Regions from separate parts of the Homo sapiens genome. Here region 1 is linked to region 2. The links are chromatin loops, found by intact Hi-C in ENCODE. Cell type or tissue: heart left ventricle. All regions are shown on one strand. Each heading gives the region's core, and the rest is flanking DNA. Links, peaks and the distances in the headings are about the cores only.

What was found. Hi-C counts contacts between places; a loop is a spot of excess contacts. Peaks named below come from ENCODE experiments on the same cell type or tissue, not always from the same donor. Only the 100,000 strongest peaks of a DNase experiment are listed, where the experiment ranks them.
Region 1: a loop joins it to region 2, with 6 times the contacts of the local background. A loop is called at or near these places in 3 of 110 quality-filtered maps.

The regions. Positions count from the first base shown.
Region 1 is chr9:79,878,004-79,889,526 of GRCh38, reverse strand. The region is part of intron 1 of LINC01507 (long intergenic non-protein coding RNA 1507); the gene reads right to left. LOC105376101 (a long non-coding RNA gene) reads left to right here and starts at 1,645. Exons shown (of 4, transcript XR_929986.3): 1 at 1,645-2,082. It overlaps LOC105376100 (a long non-coding RNA gene), which reads right to left and starts at 1,605. Exons shown (of 2, transcript XR_929984.3): 1 at 1,478-1,605; 2 at 1-755. In heart left ventricle, for the core only: no CTCF peak of the experiment used is centred there; a DNase peak (open chromatin) is centred at 6,296.
Region 2 is chr9:79,828,351-79,839,873 of GRCh38, reverse strand. All of the region lies in intron 1 of LINC01507 (long intergenic non-protein coding RNA 1507), which reads right to left. Among named protein-coding and RNA genes, the nearest start is that of LINC01507, 9.6 kb to the right of the region's middle. RefSeq lists an enhancer at 4,628-5,258. In heart left ventricle, for the core only: no CTCF peak of the experiment used is centred there; no DNase peak of the experiment used is centred there.

The DNA.
Region 1 (11,523 bases), core at 5,182-7,681, 51 kb before region 2:
TATAGTGACACATATCAGGAGGCAACTGCTGCTGAGAATTTAGAAACTACAAATAACTATTGAATCATTTCCCAAACAACTCACCATGCTAAGGGAAAAATCAAAAATAGAAGTACATTCAGTACTTCAGTTTGTCTCCAAAGTTAGGGGTATTGATATATTTTTATTCTTAAACACTCTTTTACTAATAAGAGTTAAGTCTATACTTCCTCGCTACAAGAACTAAGTGTCCTTGTCAATATCTGTCTTCTTACACAGTTATATTTTCCAATAAAGTACTTAAATTCTTGAAAATGTAATGTCAAGTTATTTTTTAATATATCTGTCTTTCTCACTAGAACCAAGCTGAATGGCAGCAGGAACTGTCTCTATCTTATTTATCACTGTATCTTCAGGACTAGAAGAGTCTCTGGCACAGAGCAGTTGCTTGATAATTTTTTTTGAAAGAGTAACTGAAGTGTGTGTGGTATTTGGTGGCAAGAGGGTTACTTAGATATCTGATCACCTGCAGGCATCTGGAATCACCAGCCTATAGAAGGCAGAGGTTTGGGGGATCAAGTAGTGGTACCTTAGAATATTTTGGTAGAAATAAGGAACATAATGGGATTGGTTAGTTGCTTCCAAGTAAAATAGAGAACTTAGGGAAAGAAAACAGTGAAGTCGGGGCTTTGAATTCCCAGCTCAAGGTCTGCATAAGGGAGCAGAATGCTTCAATGAGTACCTTTTTTTCTCCTGTAGACATAGGGCCAAGATTTCTGAAAAACAAATTCAAAGTCTGATCTTTCTGGTGGCTAGATTACAAGGCAAATTGAATTCATGTTGAACTTGGTACACTGACTAAGAGTGAGACTCTCTCTAACAATTAAAAGGGGACATATGGACAAATTCCAGTGAAGCTGGAGACCATGAATCTCTAAATTCTTCAGAGCCCCTTTTGCAGATGGAAACCCTTTCTCCAAGATTAAAGTTAGTATTCCTTTGCCTTAAAGATTGTGATAACTTCTTTCAAGGTAATTGTCTTGCAAAGGATTGCCAACCTTCCTGAAAACCTTCAGTGCCTCTTGTTTCTACATTTGTAACCAGATTCAAGTCTCACCAGGCCCCAGAGTGTGAGTTACAAAGTGTGAACCATGAGAGGATGCAAGTTACATCTAAATATTGCAAGAGTTTATCAATTTATATAGACAGAAACCCGAGGAACATGCATGGAAATGGATCCTAAGGGTCTGATCAGGAGGAAAGGAATATAATATTGGACAAGGATGAAATCTTGATATAGAAACGTTAAGCCAAGATTCTGGACTCAATGTGTCCGTTTGAGTGGCTCTAAGAGTTTGCTTGGTTAATTGACTAAAATGTGGTGGCCTAGACTAAATCCAGGTGAAATGCCAGAACTCCACTGGTATGTTGCAGAAGGTCTACAGGGCCCAGGGAAATTGAAATGCTAGAGTAGATTTCTCATCGAAGAACCACTCACCTACCCGCTAAACTACATCCAAGAAGAGTCCAAAAGACCCTTTACCAAGGCAGTGAGAAATATAATTGTAAAGGGAGTCACAGCATCCTGAAAGGGATCCTCAGTGAAGCTCTTCTCTGTACACCAGTAATGACAGTTAGAACAGTTGCAACAGAACTAAAGCTCCCAGAATCCAATTGGATGCTGGGTTGCAGGGTGGTTAGAGCTATAGGCAGTGAGCTGAGGCAGGAATCAGATGGCTTTACCCATGGAGATTTTTGTTGCTGGCTAATTTGCTACATATTCTTAGAACTGGTTTGATTAAGAAAAAAAGCTGTTGGTGTGGTGACTGGAAGTCTAACAACAATCACCACAATAGATATCTGCAGCCCTGAAACCAATTTTCAGGCTTGAATTTCTTTTACTTTTCTTCTTTCTTTCTTATTGTGTGTCTCCAAGTCCTGAGTCTACTGGGGTTATGTAGAAAAAAAGTTTTAAACATTTTTTTGGGAAATAATTGCAAAGTTACAGCTAAATTATAAGAAAAAAAGAAGAGTTCTACACTTTGGGAGGCCGAGGCGGGTGGATCATGAGGTCAGGAGATCGAGACCATCCTGGCTAACAAGGTGAAACCCCGTCTCTACTAAAAATACAAAAAATTAGCCGGGCGCGGTGGCGGGCGCCTGTAGTCCCAGCTACTCGGGAGGCTGAGGCAGGAGAATGGCGTGAACCCGGGAAGCAGAGCTTGCAGTGAGCCGAGATTGCGCCACTGCAGTCCGCAGTCCGACCTGGGCGACAGAGCGAGACTCCGTCTCAAAAAAAAAAAAAAAAAAAAAAAAAAGAAGAGTTCTATACCTTTTTACCCAGGTTCTCAAATGTTTAACATTTTATCAGATTTGTTTTCTATATATACATATAATTATCAATATTTTTCCTTAAGCTTTGAGAATAAGTTGCATACAACATGGTCCTTTACTTCTCTAAGTACTTCAGAGTATATTCATTCACAAAGTAGATACTCCAGTACGTACAGAGTTTATCAACGTGAACAAATTTAACATTACTAAAGAAATTTTATTGAATCTTCTTTCTGCATGACAATTCTGTCAATTTACCCAGTAATGTCCTTTATAGCACTGTCTTCCCTGGAGTACTGGTCTACCATAAGACCGCATCTCATACAGTATGTTTCTGTAGTCTCCTTTAACATTTGAAATTTTCCAGCAAATTTTTGCCTTTTAGAATACTGATCTGTTTTTTAGAAATATACTTCAGGCCATTTGTAAACCCTATTTTCTCACCTGAAACTTCTCTCTCTAGATCTTACCTATGTTCAAACTTTGAAGGGTATTTTTAGATCTAAGAGATCTGGGTCTTTAAAGTCAGTCTTGGCCAGAATCAGGCTGCAAATGCCAAAGCAAGAGATGTCAGCAATGAGTTGCAGGTCTTTGCCAAACAGAGCATCATCTGGCAGTGAAAGGAGAGCAGAAGAGGGGATTTTGAAGTGTAAGTCCTTTGATGGGGACGGATTATGAACAAGCTGTCTTGCCAGAGAAAACAAACAAAAAGGGAGGTTACAACTCTTGTGAGGTTTCATCATATGGGAGGAAAAAGTTTTGGCTGTGGTTGATTTATTAGAATTATCATGAGACTTGAGGAGATTAATGAGGAAATGATACGATGCTTGCTTCCACCAGGGTGGGATCTTAATAATGTAGTAGTGAGCATCACAACTCTGTGAAACAGTGGGATGCTCACTCTTTTTAAAAGTACCATTGCTGGTATTCCATGGTGTAAATACTCCACCACTCTATCATTTCAATATACCAACATGACAGCACTGCTACAGAGCACTGAGAAGATCTGCACAGTGGCTTTCAGGAGCCGGCATACCAATGAATGGCAATGCTTTTTAAGCTGAGCTAATTGAATCTATTAATATGAGGATATAAAATATGGGAGCAGTCAGGCGCGGTGGCTCATGCCTGTAATCCCAGCACTTTGGGAGGCCGAGGCGGGCAGACGACCTGAGGTCAGGAGTTCGAGACCAGCCTGGCCAACATGATGAAACCCTGTCTCTACTGAAAATACAAAAATTAGCCAGGCGTAGTGGTGGGCACCTGTAATTCCAGCTACTTGGGAGGCTGAGGCAGGGAGAATCACTTGAGCCTGGGAGGCGGAGGTTGCAGTGAACTGAGATCGCGCCACTACACTCCAGCCTTGGCAATACAGAGCAAGACTCCATCTCAAAAATAAATAAATAAATAAAATACGGGAGCGTGTGTGTGTGTGGCATATGTATGTGTGTGCGCATATGTATGTGTATGTGTGTATATATGTACACTCACATACATACACATCATAAAACAACCCTTCATGGGGAAACAACCACTGGTGTGATTCAAAACAAAACAAAAAGAGAGTGCTTTACATCACTGCAATTTCTCTCTTAAGTTATACCAAATAGAAGGCCTCCTATCTGTACTTCACATCTAGATGGCTTTAGAATGTGCAGGTAGGAACAGCAGGGACTCCTGGGAGCTGGCTTGCTCTGTATAAAAATGGGAAAATATTTTAGATTGTTGGGAGAGAGGGAGGGACCCTGGGCAAGGGGAGGAGGATGCTGGCAGGTTGGGACTACATGGGTACAAGTGAGAGGCTGACAGCCCTCAAGGGCCAAGCAGTGCAAAAGGGACTTTCAAAGGAAATTATCACTAAGAGACAGTTTTAAATTTGGGGACACGGGGTGTGCTCACCGCTCCCTCCTCCTCAGTCGCTCTAATAAAGGCCACTTTGCTCACTGATGCTTCTCTGTAGATGCAGATTTGGGGGGAAATTGTGGAAGTAAACTGGGTGGCTGGGTTCAGCTTTGTCAGAACTCAGAAATAGCCCAAGGAGCTTCAACAGAGTGAAAGCTGAAGCAGCACAAAAGCAGCTTAAAAACAACAAGGCAGCTTTGCTGTGTGTTTCCTTGCCCTCGCCCCACTCTCTCCCTGCTTGGTGATGGTCTTGAAGAAGGTGGCCAGGTTCCCAGGATGGGAACCTGGTCCTTGGTTCCCAAGGGAGCAGAGAAGAATTCTCAAAGAATTGTGTATGTTTGTTCTAACCTGTCTGGGGGTTACCTGAAGGACTGACACAAGGCCATTGCCTTTGTTTTACCTAACTCAGAACTCATTCGGGGCAGAAAAGCTGCAGCAATGGTGTAGTCAAGATGTGGGAGGATGCAAACTTTGCCAGCGTCCTGTCCTGGGAGTGCTCCTGGCTGTAGTCAGTACCGCCTGTCTCCTGCAGCCATCTGGGGAAGTTCCCATTGAAAGTAGCCTTGTGCAAACTCCATCAAGATCTCTGCAGACAGGGGTGCCACAGAACAGCTGGGGGAGCAGGACATCCTGTCATGAGAGCTGGTGGAGGAAGCTACTCCCTCTGTGTCCCCCTGGGATGCCGCAGCTTCCCTGCTAGAGTCCTTGCTAACCTTGGCCTTTTCATCTCTTGGTGTCCACCTGCCCACATGACCCAGCCACCTCATCACTGTCCTTTCTTTCCCTTCACCACAGGGTGTCTTTGTGCCACTGGCCCTCAATCTCTTAATGGTCTGGTTCTCACATCAAGGTAGTGATGTTTTCTTTTTAACTCCAAGGCACACTCAGACACTGTATTCTATTACCCATCCAAACCTCTTTTGGTCTCTGACCCAAGCTCCCCATGTGACCCACTCTCTGTCAGAATTTCAATCTTTCACCTAATTTAACTCATCCCAGGAATCACACTGATCCACTGGACTGAGATTTGCACCTACCACCCTCTCTGCTCCTCCTTGGGCAAACTCTGCTTTAACTCTGACTCATGGGACTCAGTTGCAATCTTTTTTTTTTTTTTTTTTTTTTTGAGAAGGAGTCTCACTCTGTCACCAGGAGGGAGTGCAGTGGCATGATCTCAGCTCATTGCAACCTCTGCCTCCTGGGTTCAAGTGATTCTCCTGTCTCAGCCTCCTGTGTAGCTGGGACTACAGGTGTGCACTACCACCTCCACCACATCCAGCTAATTTTTTTTTGTATTTTTAATAGAGGCGGGGTTTCTCCATGTTGGCCAGGATGGTCTCAATCTCGTGATCCACCCGCTGTGCTCTGTCCTGAGTGCTGCTCTCCAGTGACCTCCGGCTGGGTGTTCCCTTCCTCCCTGAAGTCTCAGGCAAAAAGCACCCAGCTTACCCCTTCCCCTGACATAGATGTGTTCCATCCCCTTCTCCCTCTCCATTCTCTTGCAAGAGCTCATTTCTAGCCACCTGCCAGAAGCCTTCTCTGGGAGGTCCTGCAAGCAGGCATGTGGAAGCTGCTAGACTCCCCCTCTGTGATGCCCAGGAGCACCTGGGGAGACGTTATCCAGAAAGGGGATGTCTGGATTTGGGAGGACACATAAAGTGGGGATCATTTCCAAAACTCCTGAGGTCAGGCTACCAAATGAAGACTGGAAACACCTGAGATTCAGTTGTTGGCAAGCAGGACACCACAGGTGTCCAAACTTTCAGGAGCAAAGAAGACAATGAAAGCAGCAGCGCAGGCCATAGTGGCCTCTGCATCCCACAACCATGGGGCACCCTGAGCGGCAGGTGTGGGGCCAGCTGTTCAGGGTGTCCTCTGCCTGCACAGTGAGACTCAGGGCTGATTCTCCCCATCTCTGGTAGCTCTTCCCCACTAGGGTCCCCTCTGTCTTAGGTGGGACAGCTCATGTACCCTCAGTCCTAAAGCAGGCTAAGTGGTCCCCACCCACTCCTTCCTCTCCCCAGAGCCTTCCCCACCCCACAGCTGTGCCACAGCTCTGGGCTGAAGCCCTGCCAGTTACCACCCCACATCCGGCCCTGGTACAACCTCAGGCCCCACTTCCACCCCAATCCTGCCTTGTGCATTGCAGATTAGAGCCTGCACTAGTTTTCAATGCAGAGGTCCTACACATATTTTATGTTTATTACTAGGTATTCAATGTTTTTGATAATGTTTTTAAATTTTATTTTCTACTTATTTATTGCTAATATGTAGAAATAAAACAGTTTTATTCATTCAATGTGTGTTCTATAATATTGCTACATCCAGTATTAGTTCTAATAATTTTAGATTCCACAAGAGTTTCTAGCTACAAAATTATGTCATCTGCAGATAGTTTTCCTTTCCTTTCAAATCTTCATCCTTTTCATTTTAGTTTTTGCACTTGGTAGGCCTTCTAATACAATGTTGAATAGAAATGGTGAGAAAAAAACATCCTTTTCTTCAATCTTAGAAGAAAGCATTCAATCTTTCATCGTTATGATACTTACCATAGGACTTCCATGGGTGCCGTTTAACAGGTTGATTAAGTTTCCTTCTATTCCTAGTTTGCTGACAATTTTTATGAGAAATGAGTTGTGTGTTTCGTCAAATGCTTTTTCTACATATAGTGATTATATAATTCTCTTCTTTTAACCTGTTAGTGTGGTGGATTACATTAATTGATTTTCATACGTTAAATCAACCTTGCATTCTTGGACTAAAACCAATTCGTTCATAAAGTATTGTACTTTTATTATACTATTGTAAGATTTGCTTTGCTAATTTTATGTAATATTATGTTAAAGATTGTTCTTTAATTCCAATAAGACATTAAATTCTTATTCTATGAAAAGTGTCTTCAATTGAGAATTATCATTGTAAAAGAGAAATTTTGTATTTATTGACAGTAAAAGTACTCAAAATAGGTATGAGGCAGAAATCAGGCAATTATTGTCCTTCTGATATTATGATTGTTATTCACCTAATGGCTACCAGACATATTTAACGACACTTTAAGAGTTAAATGTGTTCACTTTGAGAGCTTACTGAGCAACAGCATAGTCATAAATACAAGCACAAATTAGATCCCTGAGGTTGAGAGGAGAGTATCCTGTTATAAGGGGATTATTCAGAGAATTAAAAGATAAATATATTAAATTTGTAAATCCTCATTTAAATAAAAATATAGTATTTTAGATTTCTCATAGAGAACTCTTGGTTCTTTGAGAAGATGTTTGTGGTTGAATCCCCCAAGAATCTATAGAACCCAGTTTGAGAAAAGACAACTTAGAAGAATGTAAGACTTCAAGGAAAGTGCTTAACAAATAAAGATTTAAGTGAAGAAAAATAGTATAGCATATATGAATGTTTGGTTGGCTAATTAACTTATTAACCTATTATTATGGCAAAAGACCATTGAGATTTTGTTAAATAGGCTTTCTTATCTGAAACATAAATTCCAATCAAAGGAATTTGTGGCTATTTATTCCTGCATTGTCCTTAATAGGACACAGTGTTATTGATAGGAAACAGTGTTATTCTCTTTAAGATGATAAGAAAAGTCAGGGTCAACATTTAAAAAGAGAGGACAGAAGATGAGAAGACAGAAAAGAAGAAAAGAAGACAGGGAGAGGAGGGGAAAGGGAGGAGAGGGAGGGAAGAGGAAGTGAAAAGGGGACAGAGGGGAGAGGTAGGGGGGAAGAAGGAGAGGGGAGGGAAGAGGGGAGAAGGGAGGGAAAGGATGGGGAGGGGAGGGATTGGGAGGAAAGAGGAGAAGAGAGGAGAGGAGAGGAGCAGAGAGGAGAGGAGTGGCTAGACAGGTAGCTATAGTTTGTATGGGAAACAAAAGGATTGAGAAGACATTCTAGACTTTGAGGCTTGTGGAAAGAGAGATGAGGGAAACCAAAGCTTTCAAGGCAGAAAAGCAGACAAAGATATAAAGAATACTCTTCCATATTTTCAGACAACTAGTCTTTGATGCAATATTTCATGCCTTGCTTACATTTCAGTTGGTAAAAACCGTATATATATTTACCCTCAACACTAGTGAAGAATATGTTGTTTTCTTAATAACTTGCTCTAGTGCAATTGCCCTACCATCTTAACATTATTCTGTATTCATCTGACTGTACTACTTGAAAAGAATACACAATCAGAATCAAGCATTAAGAAGTACTGCAAATTGACATATTTCATAGACTATATGTAAATTGAAATTCCCTAAGATCACCTGCTTGTTTTCCCAAAAAGTCATTTCAATGGCAATCCCCAAAGTCTAGGAAATTACTCAGTCTCAAAGAATTCAGCCACTACTTCTGTGTCTCTTAAATAGTCCCTGAATTTGGGATCTTGAGGATCAGGGAGTGTCACACACATAACCAGAATTTCTGCAGGTGTCTTTAACTTGCTGATTTGTAGCTCTTCATGCAAGCTGGACATACTGGAAATATCTACTTCAGTTATGACTTGCTTTCATTTTCTCTTTGGTGTATTTACATGAAGAGAAATTCTTAACTTCTATAAATTAGAACTTACCAATTACTGTTTGCATGTTTTACATTTGTTTAAGAAAGCCCAGCTTTGCACTTATAATAGTCTATAATTATCCCTACAAATCCAACACTCTCATTTCTCAGATGTCCAGGTTACATTGGTCTGTTCCTATTAGCGATGTATTCTGCTCCATTGGTCAATGTCTCCATCTCTCACAGTACAACAAAATATTGAGTATTATAGCTTTATAACAACTCTTATTATCTAGTAAGGCAATCCCTCTCCCATTTTATTTTTGTTTAAGGAAAATTTTGACCGTTCTTGGCATTTATTTCTGCTATGTAAATTTTAGAATCATCTCGTCAAGTTCCTCAAAAATATTCTATCAAGATTTTGAGTGGAAGTTCTTGAATGTCCTGTGGATTGCTTAGAGCAAATTATCATCTTTAACAGTCTGAGTCTAATGAATACGAAATGTCTCACAATTTATTTAGATCTTCTATAATATCTTTCAAGACATATTTTTAATTTTTTCTGTAGAGGTTATGTAACTTTGATTCCAATGTACCCTTTTTAAGAAAAATCAGTATTGCTTATTTCTTTTGGTTAATTGGCTTAGAATAATTTGTCCATCCTTTTATATAAAACTTTCTGTGCCCTTAAGTGTTATGCTTGTCTAATACAAATAGCATGTGTCAAGATTTTCTTTTTTTTAATCTGACAATTTGTTTTCTAACCAGCTAGTTTAGTATATCTAAATTAATTGTGGTTAATAATATATTTAGACTTGCCTACTCTTTTATCCTTGCTATGTGTCCCTTTGCTTCAAGAAATTTCTTTTTTCTTGCTTTCTTGCCTTTCTTTTTTAACTTTAAAAAAACTTTCTTATTTTATTGATTCATAATAGATGCAATTTGAGATTACATGTGATAATTTAATACATTCATATAATTTGTGAAGATAAAATTAGTGTACTTGAGATATTCATCACCTTAAATATTTCTCTTGTCTTTATGGCTAGAAACATTAGAATTATTCTTTTCCAGCTATTTTGAAATTTGTAATAGATTATTATAAATCATGGTCACCCTACTGATCTATCAGACACTAGGTCTTGCCTCTCTTTTTAATTTAACTGTTGTTTTGTTCGTTATTTCATTTCTACATACCCAGAGTCTGAAAAGTTATATATGCTATTTTAATTTTAGTTACTGATCTTAACTTGTTACCATGTATGCTTTTAAAAAGTTAGTATCTTAACCTTCCCTCAAAAACAGTATGAGAAATGTAATGCCTTCAACTCTTCCCTCCTGGTGTGCATATCATTATTTGTATCATTTTCGTCATTTTCAACCCTGCTAATTAGACAACACTATGATTACTCCATATGACATGGCTTAATTTTATTTAGCTACATGTTTATCTGTTTCTATGCCTTCTTGATCCTACATGTGAGAATTTCCTTCTGATGTTATTTTTTTCTTCTTTCTTAAGTATAACTTTTAGAAGTTGCTTTACATAAAAACTTCTAGTTTTTGAGCGCCTAAAATGAAATCTTAACTTTACATTTATTCTAAAATGTATTTTTCCTGAGTGCCCAGTTTGTTGCTGACAGTTAGGTTTTGTCTTCTAATCTCCATTGTTGCTATTGAGATGTTAATTGTCATGTAGCTTTTGTAATTTGCTGGATTATCTATATTTTCTCACTGGCTGCTTTTAACCTCTTTGTCTTTGATATTTTACAGTTTCTCTACAATGAATCTGGGTCTAGATTTCTTTTCACTTATATCTGTGAGTTCATGTCTTTAATCATTTCTGGAAAAAATGCTCCTCAAATATTGCCTCTCCTCCTTTCTCTCCTTATATAATTCTGATTAGATGTATGGTGAAACTTACAGTTCCGTCCTCTATACCCATTGGCCTCTTTTCATGTTATACATTTTCTTGTCCCTTTGTATTGTCTGATTTCTTCTGATCTAGCTTCCAGTTCACTAATTTTTTTTTCAGTGTGCTAATCTGTTGTTTACATAAGTCCTTGAGGATTTCTTTTTACTTTGACAATACATTTTTGTTTCAAAACCTAGTACATAGTTCCTTTTAATATCTGCACTGTGTTCTTATTGCTTGTTTAAATTTGTGATTACTTCTTTTATTTATTAACATCTAATAAGAGTCATTTTAATACTCCACACTGAAATATTTAATATCAGAAGAATCTGCTTTTTCTCCAAATTTTTACCCTTGGGGGCCTATTTTGGTGGATGACCTTTGGTTGTGAGTTTATATGTGCTTGGTTGACATTATTCTGTGGTTTTGCCTTTGTGTCTGCTGGGAACCAGAGGGACTTCCTATCTTGAACTACTTCCCTATTCAGGGTTTCTGGTTTTATACACGCAACTATGGGTCAGATTTACTTATTTACCATTAGCCTGAGGCTTAATTCGCATGGTATGATACTAATGTTGGTTTTGCCCTTGGGAAAATCCAACTTTTATTTGCTTGCCCTTCACTGCTCTACTTTCAGCACACAGATTCTTGCCTTTCTTTATTATAGATGTTTAGAGGTTTCTCTTATGTCCTGGAAGACCAGCACTAAATCCAAAAGTCTATTTAATGCAGAATCCAGCTGACTTCTAGCAGAAAGGCTCGTGAGGGTACTTGCTTCACCACACTTGTTTTGAAGCCTGGAAACCCTCTACCTCTTCAGCCCATGGATACCATTACCAATAGGCTGTTTGGCCCACACCTATAAAAGCTTCAACTCCAAGCTCCAGG
Region 2 (11,523 bases), core at 6,086-8,585:
TGACCCCACGAAAATATAAAAAAAATCAGAGATTCTTATGAATACATCTATGCATGCAAACTAGAAAACCTACAAGAAATGAAGAAATTCCTGGAAACATATAAGATCCCAAGGTTGAACCAGGAAGAAATTGAAACTCTGAACACACCAATAACAAGTTCCAAAATTGAATCAGTAATAAAAAGCCTGCCAACCACAGAAAACCCTGCACCAGACAGATTCACAACTAAATTCTATCACATGTATAAAGAGCAGGTACCAGCCCTACTGAAACTATTCCGAAAAAATGAAAATAAGGGACTTCTCCCTATCTCATTCTACAATGATAGCATTATTCTGATACCAAAACCTTGCAGAGTCACAGTGAAAAAAATAAAACATCCAGCCAATATCCCTGATGAACATAGATGCAAAAATCCTCAACAAAGTATTAGTACACCCAATCCAACAACATATCAAAAAGCCAATTTACCACAAACAGGCAAGATTTATTCCTAAGATACAAGTTTTTTTCAACATATGCGAATCAACACATGTGATTCATCACATAAACCTAACTAAAAACAAAAAACATATGATCATCTCAATAGATGCAGAAAAGGCTTTCTACAAAATTCAACATCCCTTCATGTTAAAAAAAAAAATCCCCAACAAACTAGGCATTGAAAGAATATACCTCAAAATAATAAAAGCCATTTCTGACAAACCCACAGCCAACATCATAGAGAGCAGACAAAAATTGGAAGTGTTCCCCTTGAGAACCAGAACAAGAGAAGAATGCCCACTCTCACCATTTCTATTCAACGTAGTACTGAAAGTCTTAGCCACAGCAATCAGGCAAGAAAAAGAAATATAAGGCATCCAAATAGGAAGAGAAGAAGTCAAACTATCTTTCTTCACAGATTATATGATTCTATACCTAGAAAACCCCATAGTTCTGCTCAAAAGCTCCAAGAATAAAGAACTTTAGAAAGTTTCAGGATACAAAATCAATTCTATACAGTAGTTACATCCAAGTTGACTGCCAAGTCAAGAATGCAACCACATTCACAATAGATACAAAAATAATAACATGGCTAGGAATACAGCCAACTAGGGAGGTGAAAGATCTCTGCAATGAGAATTATAAAACACTGCTGAAAGAAATCAGAGATGACACAAACAAATGGAAAAATGTGCCATGGTCATGGATAGGAAGAATCAATATTGCTAAAATGCCTTATTGCCCAAAGTGATTTACAGATTCAGTGCTATTTCTATCAAACTACCAATGTCATTTTTGACAGAACTAGAAAAACTATTCTAAACTTTATATGTTATTAAGTAAGAGACTTAATACCCAAAGCCATCCTAAGCAAAAAGAACAAAGCCAGAGGCATCAGATAACCCAACCTCAAAATATACTACAAGGCTACAGTAACCAAAATGGCATGGTACTGGTACAAAAACAGACACATAGACCAGTGGAACAGCATACAGAACCCAGAAATAAAGATGCATATCGACAACCATCTGATCTTTGACAAAGTCATCAAAAACAAGCAATAAAGAAATGACTCCCTATTTAATAAATGGTGCTGGGATAACTGGTTAGTCATATGCAAAAGATTAATATTGTACCCCTTCCTTTTGCCATATACAAAAATCAACTCGAGGGAATAAAGACTTAAATGTGAGACCTAAAACTATAAAAACTCTAAAAGAAAACCTAGGGAATATCATTTTGGACATAGGCCTTGGCAAAGATTTCATGATGGAGATGCTGTAAGCAATTGCAAAAACCAACAATTGACAAATGGAACTTAATTAAACTAAAGAGCTTCTGTACAGCAAAAGAAGCCAAGAATAAACAGACAGCTACAGAATGGGAGAAAATGTTTGCTAACTATGCATCTGAGAAAGGTCTAGTATCTGGAAACTATTAGGAATTTATGCAAATTGACAGGTTAAAAAAAAAAAAACAAAAACCCAAACAACTCCTTTAAAAAATGGGCAAAGGACATGAACACTTCTTTTAAAAAGACATGCATGTGACTAACAAGCCTATGAAAAAATGCTCAGCATAAATGCAAATCAAAACCACAATGAGATATCATCTCACACCAGTCAGAATGGCTATTATGAAAAAACAAACAAACAAAAAAACAAAATCAGAAAATAACAGATGTTTGTGAGGTTGCAGAGAAAAGGGAACACTTATACATTGCTGGTGGGAATGTAAATTAGTGCAGCCACTGTGGAAAGCTGTTTGGAGGCTTCTCAAAGAACTTGGCGCTACCATTCAATTCAGCAATCCCTTTACTGGGTATATACCCAAAGGAATATAAATCATTCTACCAAAGAACACATGCACACATATGTTCACTGCAGGGCTATTCACAATGGCAAAACATGGACTCAGCCTAGATGTCCATCAACAGTGAACTTGATAAAGAAAATGTCATACATTTATACCATGGAATACTACACAGCCATAAAAATTAATGAGATCATGTCCTTTTCAGCAACATAAATGTAGCTGGAGGCCATCATGCTAAACAAATTAATGCAGGAACAGAAAACCAAATACTGCATGTTCTCATTTATATTATTATATTAGTGAGAGCTAAACATTGATTACACATGGACACAAAGAAGGGAAAAATAGGCACTGGGGTCTATCAGAGGGTGGAGAGTAGGAGGAGGGTGAGGATCAAAAAATTACCTGTCAGATACTATTCTTATGGCCTAGCTGACAAAATAATCTGTACACTAAATGCCTGCAACATGAAATTTACCCGTGTAAAAAACTTGCACATGTACCCCTTGAGTCTCAAATAAAAGTTGGAAAAAAAGAATCCTATCAAAAAAAAATAGACATTGAGGACTGCTAGAGAGATAAGTGAGGGAGGGGGAAAAGTGCTGAAAAATTACCTATTGGGGTACTATGCTTGCCACCTGGGTGACAGGGTAATTTATACCCCAAACCTCAGCATCACACAATATACCCATGTAACAAACCTGCATATGTACCCCTTAATCTAAAATAAAAGTTGAAATTATAAAACGAAAAATAGTGCTGAAATTAAGAAACCCTGCTCTAGGATACTTGAAGGCCTAAATCATGACTTGCTCATCATTGTATCTCCAGAATGGTGTCTGGCAATAGACGGAATTAGATAAATCATTTAAGAGGACCAAAGGCAGTAAGTACTCTATAGAATATCATCATTTAGGGAGGTTTATTGAAAAGAACATGCACTTTCACCTCATCTGATTTTTACGTCATTCACAACATGCTCTTTCTATTCCAATTCTTTAAATGTTAGTGACCCTGAGAATTTTCTCATTGGCCTTTTCTTTTCTTGTATCCTCTTATTTCCTCTTTTCCTATTCTTTTTGGAGTCTCATGCTCATAGACTTCCTAAATAATCTCTTCCAATTGTATAACTCACTATGTATATTAGAAGACCACAAAGTTCTATTTTCAGCTCAGACATCTCTCTAGGGCTCTAGTATTACCTATTCACATGTGAACGCTCACAGTCTCCTTTCTGTACAGGATCCCTATACACACCACTCATGATGAACACAAGACATACAAATCAGATCTCCCTCCCAATTCCCTGTTTCACAGATGAATGACCAAAAACCCTGTTTGTTGCCCAACACCTGGACTCTTCTCTGACCTCTCAACCCCATTTTCAATCCTTACCATGTGTTGTAAACTCTACTTCTTAAACAGACTAAATTGATGATGAATTTATACCTTGTCTTCAGCTTGACCCCTAGAAACACATTTCTTACCTGGATCCTGTCCACTGTCTCTTATCTTGCCTTCATGTTTCCATTTTTGCCTCTTCCAGTCCCTTCTTAGAGTTACCTCCTTGATCTTTCTATAAATACATATCCCTCTCTATCTTAAAATTCTAAGATTTAAGTATATCGATAAAATCTAAACTTCCTAGCTCTAAAATGCAAGACAACTTATGATTTTTTCAGCTCACCTTTATAAATCTTTTCCTTCTTCACTCTGAGTTTTTTTTTTCTTTCTTTCTTTTTTTTTTTTTTTTGCCACCTTCCATCCCACCCACAACACTCTGAGTTTCCTTCAATGCTTCTATGCACATGCTGTTCCCACTGTCTGAAACACCCTCCCCCTCACAGTCACCTAGTTAGTGGAGAAAGCTTGCTGTTTTCCTTACTATTTGTGATGGTCCATTTCCTGTGTCAACTTGGCTAGACTGTAGAATCTAGTTATTCAAACACTAATCTAGGTGTTGCTGTGAAGTATTTTGTAGATTGGATTAATGTCTATAATTAGTTGGCTTTACAGGAGGAAAATTATCCTGGATAATCTGGGTGAGCTTCATCCAAGCAGTTGAAGGCCTTAAGAGCAAAACTGAAGTTTCCCTGAGGAAGCAAAAACTTCCCCTGTGAACTGCATCAGCCGCTGGTTGAGATTTTCAGTTTGCCCTTCCTGATGATCCACCCTACAGATTCTTGATTAGCCTAGTCAGTCCCCACAATCACATAAATCTCACTCTACACACACACACACACACACACACACACACACACACACACACACACGCAATATACATTCTACTGGTTCTGTTTCTCTGTTGAAACCCTGGCTGATATACTACTCATGCCTCTCAATCTGACATTCTGCACACAGGAGGAAGCATTATAATAAACAGTTAGGCTTGCTTTCTCTCTTGCCGTCTCTCTCTCTCTCTCCCCCCTAACTGTTCCCCAAGCTCACTCTTTTCCAAGGAAGAAGTAGTGACTATGGTAAACAATTTAAATAGCCAGGGCTGGTATTCAAAGCCTCATGCTGTTTTACTAATGAGTGGAGTTACTCTGTCTTGTAACGGGAAACAAGACTGGCATTCTGCTCAAGCATGTACACCTGAGTGGGATGCTTCTGTGGTTTAGATAGGATTCGTGTGATCCCTGCCAAGTCTCGTGTTGAAATTTGATCCTCAGTGTTGGAGATGGGGGCTAATGGGAGGTGTTTGTGTCTTGGGGGTAGAATCCCTCATGAATAGCTTGGTGCCATTCTCATGGAAATGAATGAGTTCTTGCTTGATTAGTTCTTATGAGAACTGATGGTTAAAAAGAGCTTGGTACCTCCCTCCCTCCCCTCTCTCACTTCCTCTTTTACCATGTGATCTGCATATGCCAGGTCTCCTTCACCTTCCACCATGAATGGAAGCAGCCTAAAGCCTAAAGCTCTCACCAGAAGCAGATGCTGGCACTATATTTCTTGTACAGTCTGCAGAACTGTGAATTAAATAAACCTTTTTTCTTTATAAGTTCCCTAGCCTCAGGTATTCCTTTGTGACAACACAAATGGGCTAAGACAGAAGATTGGTAGCAAGGAGTGGAATGTTGCTGTAAAGATACCTGAAAATGTGGAGCAGCTTCAGAACTGAATAATGGGCAGAGGTTGGAAAAGTTTGGAGGGCTTATGAAAAGAAAGACAAGGGAAAGTGAAATTTCTTAGAGATTGGTTAAGTGCTTGTAAGTAAAATGTTGATAGAGATATGGACAGTGAAGGCCAGGCTGACAAAGTCTCAGATGGAAATGAGGAACTTATTGGGAACTGGAGCCAAGGCCACTCTTGTTACATTGTAGCAAAGAACTTGGCCACATTGTGTTCATGCCCAAGAGCTTTGTGGAAGGCAAGTTTATCAATCTTAATATCAGCCTTTCACAAAGGCTAGAGTGTACAACATGTTCACTTAGACTCAATTGGAACAATTTTCCTTCATGAAGTTCAACATACTGCCATATGCTCCTACCTGAGCCTTACATAAAGCCAAAGCTTCCTCGCCTGAGCCACTGCTGAGAACTTTCTTGTTCTGAATCCTGACAAGTGAAGACCTCTGCCTGCCATGTGCTTCTGCTCCCAAACTTGCAGTGACTGTGGATTTCTTCAGCTCCTTCTGGCTGACATAACCTCCCCAAACCTGTGACTCAGTGGTCCCTGAGAAATAATGAACCTAAAAGCTTTTCCTTTTCTCAGTTTTCTGGAACAAGAAATGTCTAAGCAGCAAAGCATTCAAGAAATGTCATAGCTGCTTTTAGCAGCTTATGATCAGTTATGGGAGCAAAGAAATGACCTAAAGTTGGAATTTATAATTAAAGAGTAAACAGAGTGTAAACATTTGGAACAACTTGCTAGAGAGATTAGCAAGAATAAAATGGAGGCTGACGCCTGTAATCCCAGCACTTTGGGAGGCCAAGGCAGGCGGATCACGAAGTCAGGAGATCGAGACCATCCTGGCTAACACGGTGAAACCCCATCTCTACTAAAAATACAAAAAATTAGCCAGGTGTGGTGAAAGAAAAGAAAGACAAGGGAAAGTGAAAAGCTGTAGTCCCAACTACTTGGGAGGCTGAGGCAGGAGAATGGCGTGAACCCGAGTGGCAGAGCTTGCAGTGAGCCAAGATCGTGCCACTGCACTCCAGAGCCTGGGCAACAGAGCAAGACTACGTCTCAAAAAAAAAAAAAAAAAAAAAAAAAGGGAGCCAGGTGCTAACAGTCAAGACAATAAGGAAAAGGCTCTGAAGGCACTTCAGAAATCTTTGAGGCTACCCTTTCCATTATAATCCCAGAGGTCTAGGAGGGCAGAACAGTTTTGGGGAACTGGTCCAGGGTGTCACTGCCCTGTGCCACTTCAGGATGCTGCTCCCTATCTCCCTGCCACTCCAGCTCCAGCCACAGCTCAAAAGGACCCCAGGTACTGTACAGGCTGCTGCTCCAGAAGGCATAAGCCATAAGCCTTGGAAGCTTCCATATGGTGTTAAATCTGCAGGCTCCCAGAATTCAAGAGTGATGGAGGCTTGGCAGCTTCTACCTAGATTTCAGAGGATATATAGAAAACTCTGGGTGCCCAGGTAGAAGCCTGATGCAGGAGCCCATGCAGAGAACCTCTACTAAGGCAATGCCAAGGAGAAATATAGAGTTGGAGCTCCCACAGAGAATGCCCTCCAGAGCCCTGCCTAGTGGAGCTGTGAAGAGGGCTGCCATGCTCCAGACCCCGGAATGATAGAACCACTAGCAGCATGCACCCTCAACCTAGAAGCTGCAGGCACCAGACTACAACCCATGAGAGCAGCCACATGGGCTGCACCCAGCAAAGCCATGGGGCTGTGGATGCCCAACACCTTGGGAGCCCACCGCTGACACCAGTGTGCCCAGGATATGGGACATGGAGTCAAAGGAGATTATTTTGGAGCTTCAAGAATTAATTTCTTGGCTGGGCACAATGGCTCATGCCTGTAATCCCAACACTTTGGGAAACTGTGATTGGATAACTGCTTGAGACCAGGAGTTCAAAACCAGCCTGGGCAACATAGTGAGACCCCATTTGTACAAATGACTTTTTGTTGTTGTTCTTGTTGTTGTTTAATTTGCCAGGTGTGGTGATGCATGCCTGTGATCCCAGATACTCAGGAGGGTGAGGTGGGAGGGTTGCTCGAGCTTGGAGGTTGAGACTGCAGTGAGCCGTGATCATACCACTGCACTCTAGCCTTGGTCACAGAATAAGACCCTGCCTCAGAATAAAAGAAAAAACAAAAAAAGAAAAAGATTTAATGTCTGCCCTGCTGAGTTTCAGACTTGGGCAGGGCCTATTGCCCTTTTCTTTTGGCTGATTTCTCCTTCTTGAAATGGAAATGTTTACCCAATGTCTGTATCACCATTATATCTTGGAAGTAAATTACTTGTTTTTTATTTTACAGGCTCACAGCTTAAGAGACTTTCCTTGAGTTTCAGATGAAACTTTACACTTTGGACTTTTGAGTTGATGATAGAACAAGTTAAGACTTTTAAGGACTATTAGAATGGATGATTGTATTTTGCATGTGAGAAAAACATGAGATTTGGAAGACCAGGGGCAAAATCCTGTGGTTTGGGTATGATTTGTTTGGCCCCACCAAGTCTCATGTTGAAATTTGATCTCCAATATTGGAGGTGGGGCCTGATAGGAGGTGTTTGGTTTGTGGGTGCAGATCCCTCATGGATGGCTTGGTGCAGTTCTCAGGTAATGAGTGAGTGGTAGCTCTATTAGTACTTGTGAGAGCTGGTTGTTAGAAAGAGCCTGGCACCTCTCTCCCCTCTCTTGTTTCCTCTCTTGCCATATAATCTCTGCACACACCAGCTCCCCTTTGCCTTCCACCATGAGTAAAAGCTTCCTGAAGCCCTCACCAGGGACAGATGTTGGTCCCATGCTTTCTGTGCAATCTGCAGAACTAAGAGCCAAATCAACCTCTTTTCTTTATAAATTATTCAGCCTCAGGTATTCCTTTATAGCAATACAAACAGGCTAATACTGACACATATCTACATATCTGCATGGGACCCACAAACTGTCTTTTACAGGCAAGCTTTTAGTCCTTGTTTATGGAGCTATTTGGGACAAAGGACAAGACATTCATTTGACCACTTTTAGTAGAAGGCAGGATCTCCATGCCTCCAAAGCAGAAACTAAATGATCAGCTTCCTTTTTCACTCCCACATGCTCAAGAGAAGCATGAGCTTTTTTCTAGTTCCATTGGTTGTGGTGAGTGAGATGCAGGCCACACTCCTCTCTCTGTTCCAATTCTTCTGCTGCTTACAGTGTAGATCATTATGGCAGCTCTAGAATGACAAGGCCAAGGAATCTGGACTTAGCAATCATAGGCCCCAGCAATTGAGAATCATCTGCACCTGTGCCAGGGATCCTAATGCAGTTGGCCACAGGTGGAATTATAACTAAAAGGAACTCACTGTTTATTTGGAATCTCAAAATGAATAAGCAGGGATCTGGTCTGGAGCAGTGATAAAGACTTCTCATCTGGCATCAGTTAAGTTTTCTTGGACCATCTAATTTCTCCAGGAATTCAGGATCTCACAGAGCCTTTCACAGACTACAGCCCTAGAAAGAATAAGGCCTTAGGCCAGGCGCAGTGGCTAATGCGTGTAATCCCAGCTCTTTGGGAGGCTGAGGCAGGTGGATCAGCTGAGGTCAGGAGTTCAAGATTAGCCTGACAAACATGGAGAAACCCCATCTATATTAAAAAAATACAAAATTAGCTGGGTGTGGTGGTGCATGCCTGTAATCCCAGCTACTCGGGAGACTGAGGCAGGAGAATCATTTTAACCCGGGAGGAGGAGGTTGCGGTGAGCTGAGATCGCGCCATTGCACTCCAGCCTGGGGAACAAGAATGAAACTCTGAAGAAAAGGAAGGAAGGAAGGAAGGAAAGAGGGAAGGAGGGAGGGAGGGAAGGACGGAAGGAAGGAAGGAGAAAGAAAAAGGCCTTTAATAGAGTTAAAGAAGACTCATCTCAAGGGCCTAGAAACATCCAAATGTTGGAGAATTCAAATGGATGAGATGTTTGGAGAGTTGAGCATGTGAGAGGCAAGGTTACTTGCTTAGTTTTTCCCCTTAGTCCATTGCTATGGATTTAATGTATCAGGACATGGGTGGTTAAAGGGATTTTGTGCTGCCACTTGGGCAGCTAAATTTATTCAAAGCCTGGGGGAATTAAGAAAAAAATTGGAAAAAGGAAAAGCTTTTGGGGTTCTTATTTCTCAGGGACCACTGAATCACATGTTTTGGGGGTTATGTCAGCCAGAATGAGCTAAAGAAATCCACAGTTACTGCAAGTTTGAGAAAAGAAGCACATGGCAGGCAGAGGTCTTCACTTCTCAGGATTCGGAAAGAGAAAGTTCTCAGCAGCGGCGCAGGCGAAGGAAGCTTTGGCCTTATGTAAGGCTCGGGTAGGAGCATATGGCAGTATGTTGAACCTCATGATGGAAAATTTTTCCAATTGAGTTTAAGTGAACATGTTGTATACTCCAGACAGCTGGCATAGAGTAACTGGCACACAGGCAAATCCAAAGACAAGATGATTTTTCCCTTCGTACTTTTTTTTTCCTCTGTGCTACTTCCTCCACATAACACCACCAACTCTCTGCTTTGATCCATTGCTGGCTAAAGTAAGAGGGGAACATCGCTTCTATTTGTGAAATGCTTTTGCTGTGGAGATTATGTATAAATGGTGTTTGTATGGGTCTGATGCTCTGATCAATCATCTCATGAGTCAGGGTGACTTTTTGACCCTTTGGGAACCTGGGACACATTAGAGCTCTGGGGTTGGCTGAATCTACTCTTAGGAGGATATAGCAGCTGCAGCACTTCCCTAGAAATCAGAGCAGCCTGCAACAGCCAGGCAAGACTGACTCTGAGCAGAATGGGAGATGGAGGAGGAAGGTATTTTAGAATTATGCTTCTTTGGTTGACAAGGGAAAGGGGAGTTCCATTTTTATGTCACTTTTGAGCTCTAATTTCTTCTAGGACTTTAGTAAAGAGACAAGTTATCTAGTCTTGATATTGGGGAACCAATAGTGCATTATTTTGATCCAGTCCCTAATCTTGGATAAGCTATTTTGGTTAGTGTGCCTGGGTATTGGCCGAGGCATGAACTCAGCCTAAAATTCAGCTTGGCCTTTGAAATAAGTTAACATCTTTTTGTAACCCTTCTCTATTCTACTGGAGTGAAAACTGAACTGCATGGGTCTCTAGGGCCAGGACACGATCCTCAGAGTCTTGTCGGGTATTGGGCAGTGGCCCAGGAGAAGGAGCAGAGTGGCCCTGGTGCTGCTGACCCCTTCTCTCTGGGGACAGCTATGTCCTTGGCTGATCATATGCTTGACCATCAGTCCAAAAGTTTGAGAGAGAACAGAAAGCTGAGGAGAATTTGGGAACACCTGGCCATCTCTCGACCTGTCTGTGCTCATGCTGTCTCACTGTGCAGGGAAGTGTTGGCAGGAGAGATTCTGGTTTTTCTCCACTCACATCTTTATCCACTCACCCTTCAGGGATGGAGAGGAAGTCGCTAGCCTAATAGGTGAGAATTTGAGGCCCTCAGTTTGCCTCACAGCACTAGTGGTGCAGTTACTGGGCTCACGCTCCCGCCCCAGCGTCTGGGCCAAGGGAGTGAGATGGTGGGTACTGGGAGATGACAGGAGATGTCCATGTTCATGTTGAGGAATGTTCTATCCCAAACATTGTCTAGAAGTGTCAGAGCATGATGATAATATGAAGCAGAGGACTGTCATTACTACCACTGTCTTTAAATTCTCTCCAGACAATGCACCCCCTATTGCAGGCACGAGGACAGACCACACCCACTGCCCTTCCTGGGTGCACCACTGGGTAGAGGTCCCCAAGGCTTACCTCTCATACACTACATTATATTCCAGATTCACCCAGCCCTCTCTGTCTCTTTCTTGCCACCCTAGCTACCACCATCGTCTGTCTTCTCTTTTGGACTTTTTTTTTTTTTTTTGAGATGGAGTCTCACTCTGTCTCCCAGTCTGGAGTGCAATGGCGCCTTCTTGGCTCACTGCAACCTCTGCCTCCTGGGTTCAAGCAATTCTCCTACCTCAGCCTCTCGAGTAGCTGGGATCACAGGCATGCACCACCAGGCCTCGGTAATTTTTTTGTATTTTTAGTAGAGAAGGGATTTCACCATGTTGCCGAGGC